Regions from separate parts of the Homo sapiens genome. Here all the other regions are linked to region 1. Evidence: chromatin contacts called from ENCODE Hi-C or POLR2A ChIA-PET data. All regions are on one chromosome and are shown on one strand. Each heading gives the region's core, a stretch centred on a gene start or an enhancer-like site at or near the end of the contact. The rest is flanking DNA. Distances are from core to core; before and after follow the strand shown.

Region 1 (2,700 bases), core at 55-2,554:
TGCAGGACTGTCCTGCAGAGAGTCTTACAAGGTGGCATGTAAGTGTATTCACGATCTGATTCCTGCCAATCTCATCTACCCCAAACTTGACCCTGAGCTTCGGCCATAGTGGACTTCTCACAATGTTCGGAAGACACCAGGCTTCCTCAATTCTCTGGGTCTGTATTCATGCATCTTCTATGTGCAGATTTCAGATGTGTCTTAAATACTGGAATGAGTCATTTCCTCCTCTCTAAGCACACAGTATCCTGTACTACCTCCGTTTTGACACTTAATCCACTGCATGTAATTGTTTATTGTCTGTCTGGCACTGCAGTGAGCATTGTTGCTATCTTTGCATTCTTAGGATGAAACACTGCCTGGCATAGTGTTTCTTGGAAGAAGGGGAGGTAGGGAAGGAGAAATAAAATATTTTTTGGCATGACCTTATGGTGTGGGCACTCCCAGATTCCAAATGGCAAACCATTATTGAAGAGCAGCTGAAACACTTACCCCAGTTCAATGTTACCTGTTCTTTCTCGTAAGAATTTCCTGGTCCCCAAAGGTCTGGAGTGGAGCCTACATTTTAATAAGCATCCACCAAAATTCTTGTGGATCAGACAAGTTTGAGAAACCTAGTCCAATTTATTTCTAAAGCTAACTTAAATTTCAGTTCTATATTTTTATTTCTACAGATTTTCTAGCACAGGCAAATATTTTACTGCTTAACACGGCTGTTACACAAGATTATGTATGATTAATTTAATTTTCATTTATAGTTGTTTAATGGATATGAATTTACACAAAAATGTGGGAATTATTTAAGTATGTAATACAACATTCACAACTGAAAAGGTTATGAGAAGAAAGCGGTGGTTTTGTTGTTGTTGTTGTTGTTTTAGTGTATTAGACTTCACCCAGAAAAAGGAGATAAGTGGTGGTGGAGTATCTGGAGATTCCTGGTGAAGAATCAATGAAAAAAGTTGCCTGTGCCTTGAAGAGAATGGAATGCTTTCATATTGAAAAGATTGCTTATTTCACACCACCCTACCTTACCATAACAACCACACCCATTATCACCATCAGCTTGCCAGAATTTGCTCACAAAATGCCTTTTGAATATATATTCAACACTGTTTACCTTCCGGAAGTTTTACCATGAGTCATTCCTTTGAGTTCAAAACACCTTCTCTAAAAATCTTTTTTTTTTTTTTTTAAGATACAAATCAGAGAAGGAAACCACCAACCTTTGTCAGCTATTAACATCTTAGTAAAATTTAACTCATATGTTTCTGACAGGGCTAGTCACAGACTAATAAAGATAGCTGTGTTTATAGAGAAGGGAAGGCCACAGCTGGAGAATGTGAGAGTGCTTGGGGAGAGGACTACCACCTGATCAACTGGGTGCATTATTGTGTAGCTATTTCTACTAGGCCTGTGGCAGAGAAAGGAGTACAGTGAAATTCAAGACAAAAATCTAGTCTCTCACAATATGCAGTGGCAGTGAAAATAAATCAATGTGTGTGCCACATGTACTCACTTCTGTATAGGGTTCTTGACACCAGTCCTGGCCTACAGTTAGGCCTGGGTTGGAATTTTTATAGCTCTGATACTTATTAGATGTCTGTGTGAACTTGAGAAACTAAGCTTCTTTAAATCTCATTTTCTCCCTGGTGATATGAAGGCAATGACAGTAATTAGTTCATAAGCTTTTCACGGGTTTCAAAAGGGATGATGCAAATAAAGTAGTAGGCATGGTGCCTGGCAGAAAGTAGGCACTCAGTAAACTTCAGTTATTGTTGTATTCAGCAGCATGCAGAGTCAAATGAGTGCTTCAGATATTCCGTAGGTGAAGATTGTGTATGCGTGTGTGAGCACCTGTGAGTGTGGTGGGCGGCTGAGAAGGTAGGTGTAGTCAGAAAAACCTAGGCAAAGCTGACTTGGTTGGAATCTTCCTACCTAGAGGAAAGCTGGAGAGGCTGCAGAGGGGGCAGGCATAGAGGGGGCTCCAGTGTGAGAGGAAAAAGTGAGAGCAGAGGAAAAGATCCAGAAAAATAGTGATATGTTGACCACTTGGTGAAAGCAAAGGAGGGGTGGGGCACAAAAAGTGATGAGAATGAGAAGCTAAGATGGAGCCAAATCAGTGTTTGTATCAGGAGGTATTTCGGCTGCAAGTAACAAAATACCTAACTGGGTTCAAACCACAGAGACATTTACAATTCCCAGACAAGGACATCTGCGACTTCGAGGACCCAAGGTTAGTTTGGTGGCTCAACAGCATCACTAAGGACTGAGGCTGTTTCTATCCTTCTCACACTATTCTTCTATTGGCTTCCGTCCTTGTGGTTGCAAGGATGGTCACAGCTCCTGGCATCACTTCCTCATGCAACACTGTTTCACTACTGGAAAATACTACCAAAGTAGCCTATAAATAAGACGAAACTGAATTCATTGCTTACCACAGTAATGTAACCACTACCTTGACAGAGGCATAGTAAATCTAGATGGGGAGGACAAAAGAATAATACTTATGATATATTTCTTTCTTTTTCTTTTTCTTTTTTTTTTTTTTTTTTTGAGATGGAGTCTCACTCTGTCTCCCAGGCTGGAGTGCAGTGGCGTGATCTCGGCTCACTGCAACCTCCGCTCCCGGGTTCACACCATTCTCCTGCCTCAGCCTCCCGAGTAGCTGGGACTACAGGCGCCCGCTACCACGCCTGG
Region 2 (2,772 bases), core at 56-2,555, 1.8 Mb before region 1:
AGAACACAGATTATTCAGGGAGGAGGGAGGGGCCAGAGGTGTTACTGAGGTGAGCCTCATGAGCAGTTAGGCCATGAGGTAAGCACTTCAGTGCTTTGCTACTCACGGGGTGGTTCAGACGAGAAAAATCTGTATCACCTGGGAGCTAGTTAGAAATGTAGGCTCTCAGGCTCCACCACTGCCCTACCAAATCAAAGTCGCATTTTCAACAAAACCCCAGGTGGTTCCTATGGACACTAGTTTGAGAAGCACTGCTTCACTAGTGACACTACATGGTCACTTGAACAGTATACATTAGACTACTTATATTCATCATTGTTGACGTGTTAAGTTTTTATTAGGTAAAACTTTCTGCAACAGTTTTCAAATTAAGTGTATTTTTAAAACAAGTTTATTTTTCCAAGTAATTGAAGATCTCCACTTCGGTAACTGGGGTCATTAAGGAATGTTAAAAAACCTTAAGCTGGTCAGTGCTTACCCACTTTTAAATTCCTCATAAAAATTAAGGTCTTTCTTTTGCCTGAAGGATACACTAGAGAGCATAACTGCCGTCTCCATACTTTAAACCCTTGACTAAAACAGGCCAATCCTACTGAGGTAAATCCCACCTCCCAACTTGGATATTTCAGGAAGTATTGTATTGTTTTTCTGACTCTAAACTCTACCTAATTAACTAATTAGTCTCAACACTTTCTGGCTCAAGAACTGAAACACAGCAACAGAAGCTAAAGTTTGAGAATTTAAGCTTGTTCCCACATCTACACCTTGGCGGACGGCAGCGACTGATTACGGAGACCAGTGAAAACCCTGCCCCTAACTCTCTCTGTCCTAGCCCCATCCACTCAATTGAGCTTGACTCAGCCTGCTCCCTGCTGTTCTCAGTATTGCTCCCTTAGGGTCAGACGTGCACTAGACTTCAGCACGTGGGAGCGCTGATGAGCGGCCAACCTGGGTCTATTTAAAACTACTATTCCCATCTCGAGGGGCGCCTCCTCCCACAGCATAACCAGCCCAGGAGGGCAGGCGAGTAAATACTGCTCACCTGCTCCACCGGAAACCTCAAAATCCCGGCCCGAGCTAGACTAAAGGTATCTGGTAATTAATCCTTGGCACCTCCCACCACACGCTCCTGATTGGGCGCGTGAGACAAGGCTGTGTCTGCGCGCGCTCTTACCAGTCTGGGGAATTCCATTTCCTCTACCAACCACCGGCATAAGCATTCAGGGGCGTTGCTTTCCTGGCAGTGGCCCGCCCCAGTTCGAGCCGGTGCCTTACTGCGTCTCGCGAGAACTTATGCATTTTGGAGGCGGAACCCCGTCAGGAAAAGCGCACAAAACTGCTCTTAAGTCATTGCAGAGCTACCGCTTCGGTTAGCCAGCCACGAAGTTCTCGCGAGAGTCGTCTCCTCGATACCAAGTGAGGAAACTGGGGGACGCTGTGGGGAGGGGCGTGGGGCTGGATCGCGCAGCGGCTGCTTCCTTTACCTTCCTCCCATGGTCTCCTTCCGGTTCTCGATGCTTCTCTGAGCCTAAGGGTTTCCGCCACTCGTTCACCCTCCCCCCAGCTCATGATCCTCCTCCCTCCCCCGCCCTCCTGGTCCAATCTCCGATCTGTTTAGTAAGAAGGTGCTGTTCCGAGAAGAAGGAAAAGGGCTTGACACGTATTCACTCGGCCCCGGACGTGGGAAGCAAGCCGTCTGGCTTCGGCCTCACATCGGTCTTGTGCTCGGGACGGCGGCGTTGGCGGACTGATCCGCGGCGGTGAAGAGGCAGGAGGAGGGGGAGGGGCGGAGCGTGGCAGCTGGCAGTAGTTCCGTCAGAGCGGACATCTTGTGGCTGTGTCGTGCGCGTGAGCCCCGTAGGGCCGGGGAGGCACCAGCTGCCGCGCGGGGAGGAGGCCGAGGCCGCAGCTTGAGGGAGGCCCCGGCCCCTCTGTACGCGTGGGTGTGGACGGCTAGGGCAGGGAAGGGAGGCCGGCCCAGTGGCCGGCCGGGTAAGAGGGGCAGTGCGGGACCTGGGCGGCTTGAGCGGCCAGCCTATTGGGTGCGGTGGGTTAGGGTGGGAAGGTTGGGGAAGCCGCGGCCTCTCCTGCTGGAGGAGGAGGGGGAATGGGCGCGTCCTCGCGCCTAAGCCGGAGCCTCAGGGACAGCGCGGGCGCGTGGTGGAGGTGGCTGGGCGGGCGCGCGCGGGAGCGCGCTGGAAGGCGGAGTGAGTGTACGGTGGCGTCAGGGGTGACACAGAATAGCTCGCTGCGAGGATAGCAATACACATCAAGTCTCCCTTCCTTTATTTCCTTCCTTTTCCCGGCCGCACCTTTGGACAGAAACCGAAAGCAGCCCGGCGTCCGTCCGGAGTCTTATGCTTCCCCCTCCCCCCTTGCCTTTCTTTGCCCTAGTGACGCCGGTATAGCGCCGACTAGGCCCCGGCTCCTCCTCTGCTGGGCTCCGGACCCTGCCCCGCACCCACCCCTTTCTCCTACGCCTCTTCCTCTCCCACCCGGGTCTCTTCCTTTCTAGAGGCCGGGAAGTTAAACTTGTAGCCACCACCTCCGCTCTTCCCGTCACCCTCGCCCCCACTTCGGGCCGAAAGCACGGTACAGAGGCTGTTGGTGGCTTTGCCACGCCACCCCACCCACCCCGGATCGCGGCTGTCTTAAGGGACCTGGATTCATCAGGGGCTCTTCGGGGCCTGTGCGAGTGCTGATCTGCTCCGTTTTTGCAAAAGGCGCCTGTGTCTGGCAGAGCTGGTGTGAGACGAGACAATCCTGCCCCGC
Region 3 (3,052 bases), core at 431-2,930, 1.1 Mb after region 1:
CTTAAAGAGTTTACATCTAGCAAAGAAAATAAATATCAAGTAAATAATTATAATTATGATAAATTCTACAAAGAAAATTACAGGGTACAATGAAAGCATTTATCTAGAAGACCTAAACTATTCAGTGAGGGTCAGGGAAGGCTTCTCTGAGAGTGAGTTTAAGCCAAAATGCAAAAGATGAGATTAGTAGGATTAAGGTATGCTAGAGAAATATCTCAGGCAGAACGTGCTAAGTTGGTAAAGTGATAAAAATCTTTATGGAAGTGAAAACAAACTTGTATGATCATAGCATAAGGAATCCAGGGTAGGTGAGAGAATTAAGATAGGGGCCAGATCCCCATAAGAATGATATATAAACCATGATGCTGATATTGAACTTTATCCTAAGTCAATAAACTTGATTTTCAAGGAAGGAGTTAAATGATGTGATTTGGGTCTTTAGAACATCATTTTTGTTGCTGTGTGGAGACTGGAGGGCAAAAGAGAATGTAAGAAGAATAGGAGGTTGTTGTCAAAAGAGAGATGATCATGGCTTGGAGTAGGGTAGGAATATAGATAGGTGAATAGTTTTCAAAGATAGGAGGTAGAATCAACAGAACTCTGATTAGATTTGTGACATATGGAAGCAGCAATTGAAAACCAGGCTAAAGTTTTCTGAAAATTTGGCTATGAAAGGGAGTAGAGGAAAAACAGTGTGGTAGCTGAAAGAGGATGCGATTTCTAAAGAAGCTTTTCTTTTGAGGGTCTCGCTCTGTCACACAAGCTGGAGTTCAGTGGGGCGATCACCACTCGATGCAGCCTCAAACCCTGGGCTCAAGGGATCCTCCTGCCTCAGCCTCCCGAGTACCTGGTGCACGCCACGTTCGGATAATTCTTAATTATTATTATTATTTGTAGAGATGGGGTCCTATCTTGCCAGGCTGCTGTGGAACTCCTGGGCTCAAAGGATCGTCCCGCCTCGGACTCCCAAAGTGCTGCGACTACAGGCGTCAGCCACCGCACCCGGAAAGCCTTTTATTTTTTTCAATTATTATTTATTACATGAGACCTTACTAATTTTTAAAAATTCTGATGTAAAAGGGAACATAGAAGGTGCCCGTAATCAGTGTCTGCATGTTAAAAGTAGACGCTTGAAGTGCTCCAGAAAACCCATGGCTCCTCCCCATTCAATCTAGGTAAGGCCTTCAGTAAAGAGCACCCATGGGGAAGTCACAAGAGCCTAGGAAACAGGTCAGAAACCTGTGGACCTGGTACTTCCAATCACAGGCAATCTGGTGCTTGCTCTTCAGCTCATCACACCATCCCCTCAAATTTCTTCATCTACAAGAAAAGGTTTTAAGATAACAGACCCTGCAAAACTAATGACATTTATACACCCTCTCTGCACAAGAATGTCTTGTAACACATAACCTTGCTTGCATTTTCTGGGTTCCTTAGGGTCCAGCGATCTCGTACAAATCTACCCCACAGCTGACTTCCTTCGGCCCGTGACACAAGGCGCAGGCGCAAGACGCGGCCCGCGGTGGGCGGGGGAGGGGCGGGGCGCGTGCGGGGCGGGGGGGAGGGGAGGGGCGCGGCCGCCGGACGCGCCCTCGCAGCTTCCGCCGGGCCCCTCCGGAAATCCCGTATCGTAGGGCGACGGCGGCTTAGAAAGTGCTTCCTGGAGCGCAGACGAGGTCATGAATCATGTGACGGTGGCTTGAGGAGGAACCTGTCTTTAAAGCTGTCCCTGAAGTGACAGCGGAGAGAACCAGGCAGCCCAGAAACCCCAGGTAACTGGCGCTACTTTGCCTGGTTTTGAGGCCTAGTCCCGCAGGTGGCGCGGGTGGTGAGATTAAACAGAAGGAGAGGACCCTCTCTTCTTTTCTTTGGGCCTAGCTCTTTGGGGTGGAGGGGCAGGGATGGGGTGGGCTGAGGTAAGGTGTGCCAGCTGAGTACCTGTGGGGGTGCTGGGGCACTCCGACTCCCACTGGGCTCGCTGGGCCAAGCCCTAGAACCGCGGGGGTTTTACCTGGTTCTGACCAGGGCTGATCTCGCGTATTAAGTTGTGGGTGGGGAGGACGAGGAAGCCAAAGAGGGAAGAGTCACCGGGAGTTTCTCTTCCAGGCGTGGAGATTGATCCTGCGAGAGAAGGGGGTTCATCATGGCGGATGTGAGTGACACCCCTACATAAGAGGAAGGGGAGAGTGGGGAATTTTGAGGGGCATACTGAGCGGGGAGAGGTAGAACTTCCCAAACAGAAATTTGTTTTGATCCTCCCAGCCCCACCCATCCCAGTTAATTATTTTCTCTGATATCTGAAGTGGGAGACTAATATGAATGAATTTGCAGGATCCTGAGTTTCTGCCTCGAATGGGGGTGTAGGACACTAAGGTGCTTGAGACTGAGAAAATTAGGTTCTCCCTACTCCCCAGTCCAGCTGGGGCATAAGAGAGGCTCTGTATATTTACCATTTGAAATTCTGAATGATGGTTTGCTGCTTTTCCTGTCAGAATTTGGTCAGTAGGACATGTACCCACAATACTTTTTTCCAGTAAGTGATAACAATATCTCATTTGGTTTATTGTAGCAATTTACGATGATTTCTAACCCATGCCTCTTTAGAAACATGGTAACGTGTGTGTGTGTGTGTGTAGGAGGATAAAATGATCAGTCGGGTTTGGAGAATAGTAAGTGCTGGATGCTCAAAACAAGAGATACCTGATTAATCCATGTGAGGTCAAAATTGATACCTAAATTGTCAGTGAAATTCCTGGGATAAGAGAGTGTAATGAGACAAAATAAGATAGTCTTCTGGCCAATGCGGTTGCTTAGTCTGTAATCTCAGCACTTTGGGAGGCCGAGATGGAAGGATCACTTGAGGCCGGGAGTTCAAGATCAGCCTGGGCAACATAGCAAGACCCCGTTCTACAAAAAGAAATTTAAAAATCAGCCAGGCGCATTGATACCTCTGTAGTCACAGCTATGCTGGAAGTGAGGCGAGACGATTGCTTGAGCCCAGAAGTTGGAAGTTGCAGTGAGCCCCAGCTTAGAAAAATAAAATAGTCTTCTA
Region 4 (3,010 bases), core at 204-2,703, 1.2 Mb after region 1:
AATATACAGACTTCTTGGCATGGCTGTGAGGCTTAATGATTTCCCCTTCTGCAGAGATTGTACCTCCCAGTATACAGAGATAGGTTCCCTATAACCATGTTATACCTCCAGACCTGGCCCGGCCCTCGAATACCTGACCTGGTCACACTAATTGGATTCACTTCTTGGGGATCCACTTAATTGCTTCTCTAGAGAGAAGGTCCACCAACTCAATTTCTGAACTACATGAAGTAGACTATTGTTTCCTGCCTTTGACATGAAACCTGGTTTCAGAAAGGCTGAGCGGAGGTACACTTCTGAGACGATCAGAGATGAATCAAGACAGACACATCAATTGACTGAAAGCCTCAGACTTGCCATGATTACTAAGCAGATTCCTTGTTGTCTCTTGGTTGTTCAACTTGCCCTTAAATTCTGGGAGGGTATATTGTTAATATCCTTTTAAAAAATTCTGCTCCTGGGCAGGGCGCGGTGGCCCATGCCTGTAATCCCAGCACTTTGGGAGGCCGAGGCATACGGATCACAAGGTCAGGAGATGGAGACCATCCTGGCTAACACGGTGAAACCCCGTCTTTACTAAAAAAAATACAAAAATTAGCCAGGCGTGGTGGCATGCGTCTGTAGTCCCAGCTACTTGGGAGGCTGAAGCAGGAGAATCCCTTTAACCCGGGAGGCGGAGGTTGCAGTGAGCCGAGATCGTGCCACTGCACTCCAGCCTGGGCAACAGAGTGAGACCCCATCACAAAAAAAAAAAAAAATTCTGCTCCTGTTCCCTGTTCTTGTACCCTACTCACTTAAAAACAAAATCAAAAACAAGACCAAAAAAACCCAGCTAGCCAGAGCTGGTTTCTGTCATTTCCAATCAAAAGAAACTTATCAGCCGGGCGCGGTGGCTCATGCCTGTAATCCCAGCACTTTTGGAGGCCGAGGGGGCGGATCATGAGGTCAGGAGATCAAGACCATCCTGGCCAACATGATGAAACCCCGTCTCTACTACAAATACAAAAATTAGCCGGGCATGGTGGCGCATGCCTGTAATCCCAGCTACTCGGGAGGCTGAGACAGGAGAATCGCTTGAACCAGGGAGTCAGAGGTTGCAGTGAGCCGAGATGGCGCCACTGTACTCCAGCCTGGCAACAGAGTGAGACTCTGTCTCAAAACAAACAAACAAACAAACAAACAAACAAACTTATCTACTGTCGCTACCACAGACTCTTAATACTTTGCCTCCAAGGTCCAAGTTAGTGCCTCAGCTCGGGAAGAAAGGGACCCTGGGTTACTGAGATTCAGACCAAATGAACTCCAGGACTCAGCTGGGAGATTTAGAAAAAGGCAACAGGAGGCAGGGGTAGCAGAGCAAGAAGAATGAGGAAGACCAGTAACCACAGGCCTTGGAAACTTGGCTATAAGTTTCACTTCAGTTTCTGAACTACGTAAAGGTGACTATTGTTTCCTGCCTTTGACATGAAACCTGGTTTCAGCCATGCTTAGCGGAGGTATGTTTTTGAGATGATCAGAGCTGGACCAAGGCAGGCATTTCCATTTACTTTGACTGAATGGTAACTTACAGTTATGTGTAAGAGTTACATATATAACTGTATGCAATAATATGAAATTGCATTGAAGGACCCTTTATCTTGTATTCCAGCAGGAACTCAGAAAGAGAGTAAGAACAGTCTCAATTCTTAGGCATTGGTTTGGTATCTGAAATAGAGTGTAGCACAGGGTACACAAAACTCCTAAAGAAAAACTTTTGTTTAGAGTATTTATTTTATGCAGTGAGGTCAGTGCTTATTCATCAGGTACCCCAGCTAGCCTGTAAGGTGTTTGAAGGCAAGAATAATATCTGATTTATCTTTCTATGTTATCAGTGGCTCACAGGGCCATTTCACTCAAAACATTTTGTTGAATTAAATTAAAATCAGATCATGTCCATCCGTGTTTCATTACTGCCCTCAGGTTCAGAAAATAAGCTCTGCAACTGGCATAATGAGTTCCTCTCTCCCCTCCTTCCAATGAGAAGTAGATTTCTTGGGGTTGGTGGGAGAGAATAGGGTTATTCAAGATCTTTTTCCTTCCTTCTTTGCCACCTGCTCTGCAAATGGACTTTAAGCCTTGTTCATTTACATGTGAAGGGGTTTTAATATTTAATTTCCAGTCTCATAGGGTGAAGTGCACTGAACTAGGAGAGACATACCAGTTAGTCAGTGTAGGAGAAAATTCTGTTCAAATATCCAAGTCAAGTCACTATTTTTGGAGTGCTCACTTGATTCTACCACTTATATGAGTCCACTATGGAACTAGATTAAAGTTTGAAGAGGACATCACAAACATTTGATAAATGCAAATTCAATTGTCCCTAAACTAATTCTTTATTATTTATCAAAGAACGTACAGCTTTTGCATAGAATCTGATGGAATTAATAACCATAAAAGCATTTTATTAAATATGAATAATAATTATTGAATACTTATACTATGCTAAGAATCATTCCAAATGTCCTATGTGCCTAATTTCATTCAATCTTCACAATAAGTCATTAAAGTATGAGCTACTACCATCTAATCAGTTTCATAAGATGATGAAACTGAAGCTCAGAGAGATTATTTAACTTACCTGAGGAGACACACAGAGCCGGCAAATGGCAGAGGCTGGAGTTGAAACTTAGAATTTGTGTGTTTACTCATTATACCATAATTATTCTCAGCCTCAATCTAGTCACCATGGAAACTTCTAGGGCATGTGAAATACTGTGCTGTATTGTGGGCAAGAGTTGACATGTATAAATCAAAGTTTGAAGAAATTGATTCTTTAGGAGGCAGCTTGAGAAAGGAGATGTGAGTTTTTGCTTCCCCATTTCTAACCAGGCCTCAGTTTCTTCATTTATAAAGGAAAAATGCAATAGTCCCTGAGCTCCCTTTCAATTCTAACATCCTGTAAATCTAACTAAGCATACAGGCCCAAATAAGGGGAAAAAAACATCGAGAAGCTTCATTACCAAATGCTTGT
Region 5 (2,875 bases), core at 44-2,543, 1.7 Mb before region 1:
CAGTTTTACCCATTTTAGGATATAGCACTAGGAATTGGAAAGAACTGCACTTTGTTATTTATTAGCTATAGGCTACTTACTTAATCTCAAAATATGTAAAATAGGGACAATAAGAACGAGATGGCTTGGATCTGGCTTATAAGAGTCATGGCATATAGTTAGTAGAAATGGTATTAACCCTCTTCAAAGATCTCCTCCTCTCCCAGACACCAGCTTCGGTGTTTACAGTTGGCTGGTGTCACCTCTTACATTTGGTATTTCCTCTCCTGTGGGCCAGACAACATGCTAAGGATGGAGATATGTCCTTCAGGAGTGCATTTTCTGTTTTTCTTTTGTTCAATCATGCTGTGTATTTTCTGAGACACTGTGAATGTGTGTGTGTGTGTGTGTGTGTGTGTGTGTAAGGGGGGAGGGGAGAGAGAGAAAGAGTGTGTATGTGTGTGTGAGAGGGGAAGAGAGTGTATGTGTGTTTGTGTGTGTGTGTGTGTGTGTGCGCGCGCACGCACACATGCACAGAGTTATGTACAGGGAGAACATCCTGGACCCGTCTTAAGGGCCAAAGCATTCACTCTTGTCGTACCCCTCTTGGCTGAGAGGATGTGTGCTGTCTCACACAGTGAGTTTGTTGTGTGTTGTTTTCATGAAAATGTAAAAAATAATGAGTCATTCCAACTTACTACAGAGAAAGAAGAGGAACTTCTGTCTTTTTCTAAGGGAAATAATTCTTTTACATTCAGGCTAATATGACTGTATTATTGTTCATTACACATAAAGATGCCAGCCTTTGAATCGAGCAGCAACAGGAGTTTGCTTTAAGGAGGATGTTTAACTGCCCCACACCTTGAGTTAATGCATGTGTGTGAAATGTGCTCTTTGGCTGTGGCTGCCGTAGAGTTGCTATTTTTTGAGGCTGATTCATTCAGTAAATACTTAGGGCACACCTACTGTGTTTTGGCTATTTTGCTAGGTGCTGGTGATAGAGCTGTGACTAAGACACTGTTTCTGTTTCTCTCTGAGACCTTAGTAGAACTAATGATCTGATTGGGAAGTTCAATCATTAAATGAGCCATTGGAATATATTAGCACTCTAGAGATGTAGAGAGTGCCATGGAAGTGCAGAGCAGGGGCATTCTGGGAAGATTCCCAGAGCCTGTGTCCTGAGGGATAAGTAGAATTTGGCCAAGTAATGTAGCAAAGAGGCGGAGGGAAAAGAACGTGAAGGCCCAAGGACTAGAAAGGATGTTGTGTGTTTGCAGAAGTGAAAGAAATTTCAATGCAGTTGTGGTTGAGTTTGAAGTTGAAGAACAAGAGATGGTGTTGTAAAAGTAGCTAGGACAAAGTCCTGCAGGGCCTAGTGAGCCACGTGAAGGAAGAAGCACTGTCCTGAGTGCTGCCAGGATTCTTGGAAGGATTTTAAGGAGGGGGTAAGGATTATATGCATATTTTACAAAGATTGTGTAGATCAGATTGGAAGGATGGCAAGAGTAGGGGACCAGTTAGAAGACTGTGGTGGTGATTCAGACAAAAAATGAGGATTGGTTGGTCTACAGAACTGCTGAGGAAATAAATCTGAAAGAGATTTAGGATATAACCTCAGCAGGCTTGATGATGTGGGGGTGGGAAAAAAGAAGGAGTTAGGAATGGTTCCTCAGCTGCTGGTTTGGGCTGCTGAACAGGCAGCCTCTGAACAGGCAGGGCAACTCTGTTCATTGAGTTACATTACTCAGAAAGAAGAGAAGGTTTGGGGGAAGGGGTTGGGTGGAAATTATTTCAGTGTTAGATGTGTTTTGTGTGGGGTGATTGAGAGACACCCAAGGAATAATATTTGATAGGTGTTTCATTAGATAGATCTTAAGCTTAGGGATTGCATGTGGGTTAAGGATATAGATGTGTAAGTTAGCAGAATGTAGATAATTGTAGCCATGGTAGCGGATGAAATACCTCAGGGATGGCACAGAGAAAAGAGCTAGGACAGAACCCCAGGCAGTCATAATTAGTAAGGTTGGGGTTTGGGGAGAAGCCAGTAGAAGAATCTAAGAAGGAATGGTTGACGAGGTGGAGGGAAAACCAATTTGAGTGGGGAGTCACAGAAACCAGAGGGAAAGAGTGTTTTAAGAAGCAAAGAATGTTCAGAGTGTTGAATGCTGCAAGGGAGTTCAAGTTAGAAAAGAATTGAGAAAGATTCTTTAGATTTGGTGGCAAGGAGATTACTGGTCACCTTGATCAGCATGGAAATCAAATTGTAGTGGGTTGAGGAATGACTCAAGGTATGGAAGTAAAGACGGTGAATATAGGCAACTCTTCTGAAAGCGTCTGATTGGAAACTATGCTTAGACCAGGTGGTAATGGTGGCCAGTTGGGATCAGATTGGCTTCACATAGGCAACTGAACAAATAAGTAAATATATTGAAGTGGTGGAAGCCAGCCTTTTCATGAATGGAGAAAGGTGGTATCAACATAGAAGGGGGGAAAGCTACAGTGGATTCAAATTGGAGCTAATAGTATGAAGTTATGATTTTCAGTATGTGTAGACAGAGAAATAAATGTCTTTGTAAATGCATGTGTATGTGTGGGTAGACACACACACACACACACACATTTCCTAGTTCTTTTCACACATTTCCTAATCCTTTCTCAGAGCGCCTGGGAAGAGTGGCTCTCTAGTAGCAGTGAGTAGATTTAGGACCCATATGTTGATTTGGAATACCACTCTGTGCTGAAAGCAATCAGGGCTCTTTGGAGAAATGACTGATTCTCGAGCTGGAGCCTGAAATATCTTGCTGTTCCAGGAAGTAAGGAGGTACTCAATAATAATGTGACACATTGAAAGGACACAAGGGCCTTCAGTCTTCAGTCTTCAGTCTTCAATCTACTA

What was found. Hi-C counts contacts between places; a loop is a spot of excess contacts on that map. ChIA-PET counts read pairs that join two places held with the same protein, here RNA polymerase II (POLR2A). Pooled maps may share reads with other maps.
Region 2: a loop to region 1 is called in a map of naive thymus-derived CD4-positive, alpha-beta T cell, with 6 times the contacts of the local background. The contact joins the promoter of UBE2D3-AS1 here to the enhancer-like site in region 1. A Hi-C loop is called at or near these places in 1 of 168 maps with a recorded cell type or tissue (naive thymus-derived CD4-positive, alpha-beta T cell), 9 of 37 single-sample maps with no recorded cell type and 10 of 50 pooled maps. POLR2A ChIA-PET finds 5 or more read pairs at or near these places in 1 of 52 experiments (GM12878).
Region 3: a loop to region 1 is called in a pooled map, with 4 times the contacts of the local background. The contact joins the promoter of LAMTOR3 here to the enhancer-like site in region 1. A Hi-C loop is called at or near these places in 2 of 50 pooled maps.
Region 4: a loop to region 1 is called in a map with no recorded cell type, with 18 times the contacts of the local background. The contact joins two enhancer-like sites. A Hi-C loop is called at or near these places in 28 of 37 single-sample maps with no recorded cell type and 13 of 50 pooled maps.
Region 5: a loop to region 1 is called in a map with no recorded cell type, with 9 times the contacts of the local background. The contact joins two enhancer-like sites. A Hi-C loop is called at or near these places in 4 of 37 single-sample maps with no recorded cell type and 4 of 50 pooled maps.

What each region holds. Positions count from the first base shown.
Region 1 is chr4:101,018,680-101,021,379 of GRCh38, reverse strand. No RefSeq gene overlaps it. Among named protein-coding and RNA genes, the nearest start is that of LINC01218, 140 kb to the right of the region's middle. Within about 2 kb of position 1,304, at least 12 of the 41 ENCODE cell types and tissues checked have a DNase peak (open chromatin) inside an H3K27ac peak, as active enhancers do; they include GM12878, where a contact is called at or near this core.
Region 2 is chr4:102,826,588-102,829,359 of GRCh38, reverse strand. It overlaps UBE2D3-AS1 (UBE2D3 antisense RNA 1), which reads right to left and starts at 1,305. Exons shown (of 2, transcript NR_131186.1): 1 at 1,175-1,305. It overlaps UBE2D3 (ubiquitin conjugating enzyme E2 D3), which reads left to right and starts at 1,809. Exons shown (of 8, transcript NM_181891.3): 1 at 1,809-1,933; 2 at 2,724-2,772. RefSeq lists enhancers at 29-88, 1,257-1,818, 1,490-1,879, 1,819-2,380 and silencers at 1,930-2,059, 2,080-2,129.
Region 3 is chr4:99,893,055-99,896,106 of GRCh38, reverse strand. LAMTOR3 (late endosomal/lysosomal adaptor, MAPK and MTOR activator 3) reads left to right here and starts at 1,680. Exons shown (of 7, transcript NM_021970.4): 1 at 1,680-1,772; 2 at 2,107-2,152. The coding sequence starts at 2,144. RefSeq lists a silencer at 1,492-1,581.
Region 4 is chr4:99,845,979-99,848,988 of GRCh38, reverse strand. All of the region lies in intron 3 of DAPP1 (dual adaptor of phosphotyrosine and 3-phosphoinositides 1), which reads right to left. Among named protein-coding and RNA genes, the nearest start is that of DAPP1, 31 kb to the right of the region's middle. Within about 2 kb of position 1,453, at least 6 of the 41 ENCODE cell types and tissues checked have a DNase peak (open chromatin) inside an H3K27ac peak, as active enhancers do.
Region 5 is chr4:102,685,914-102,688,788 of GRCh38, reverse strand. The region is part of intron 7 of MANBA (mannosidase beta); the gene reads left to right. Among named protein-coding and RNA genes, the nearest start is that of MANBA, 74 kb to the left of the region's middle. RefSeq lists an enhancer at 1,030-1,079. Within about 2 kb of position 1,293, at least 6 of the 41 ENCODE cell types and tissues checked have a DNase peak (open chromatin) inside an H3K27ac peak, as active enhancers do.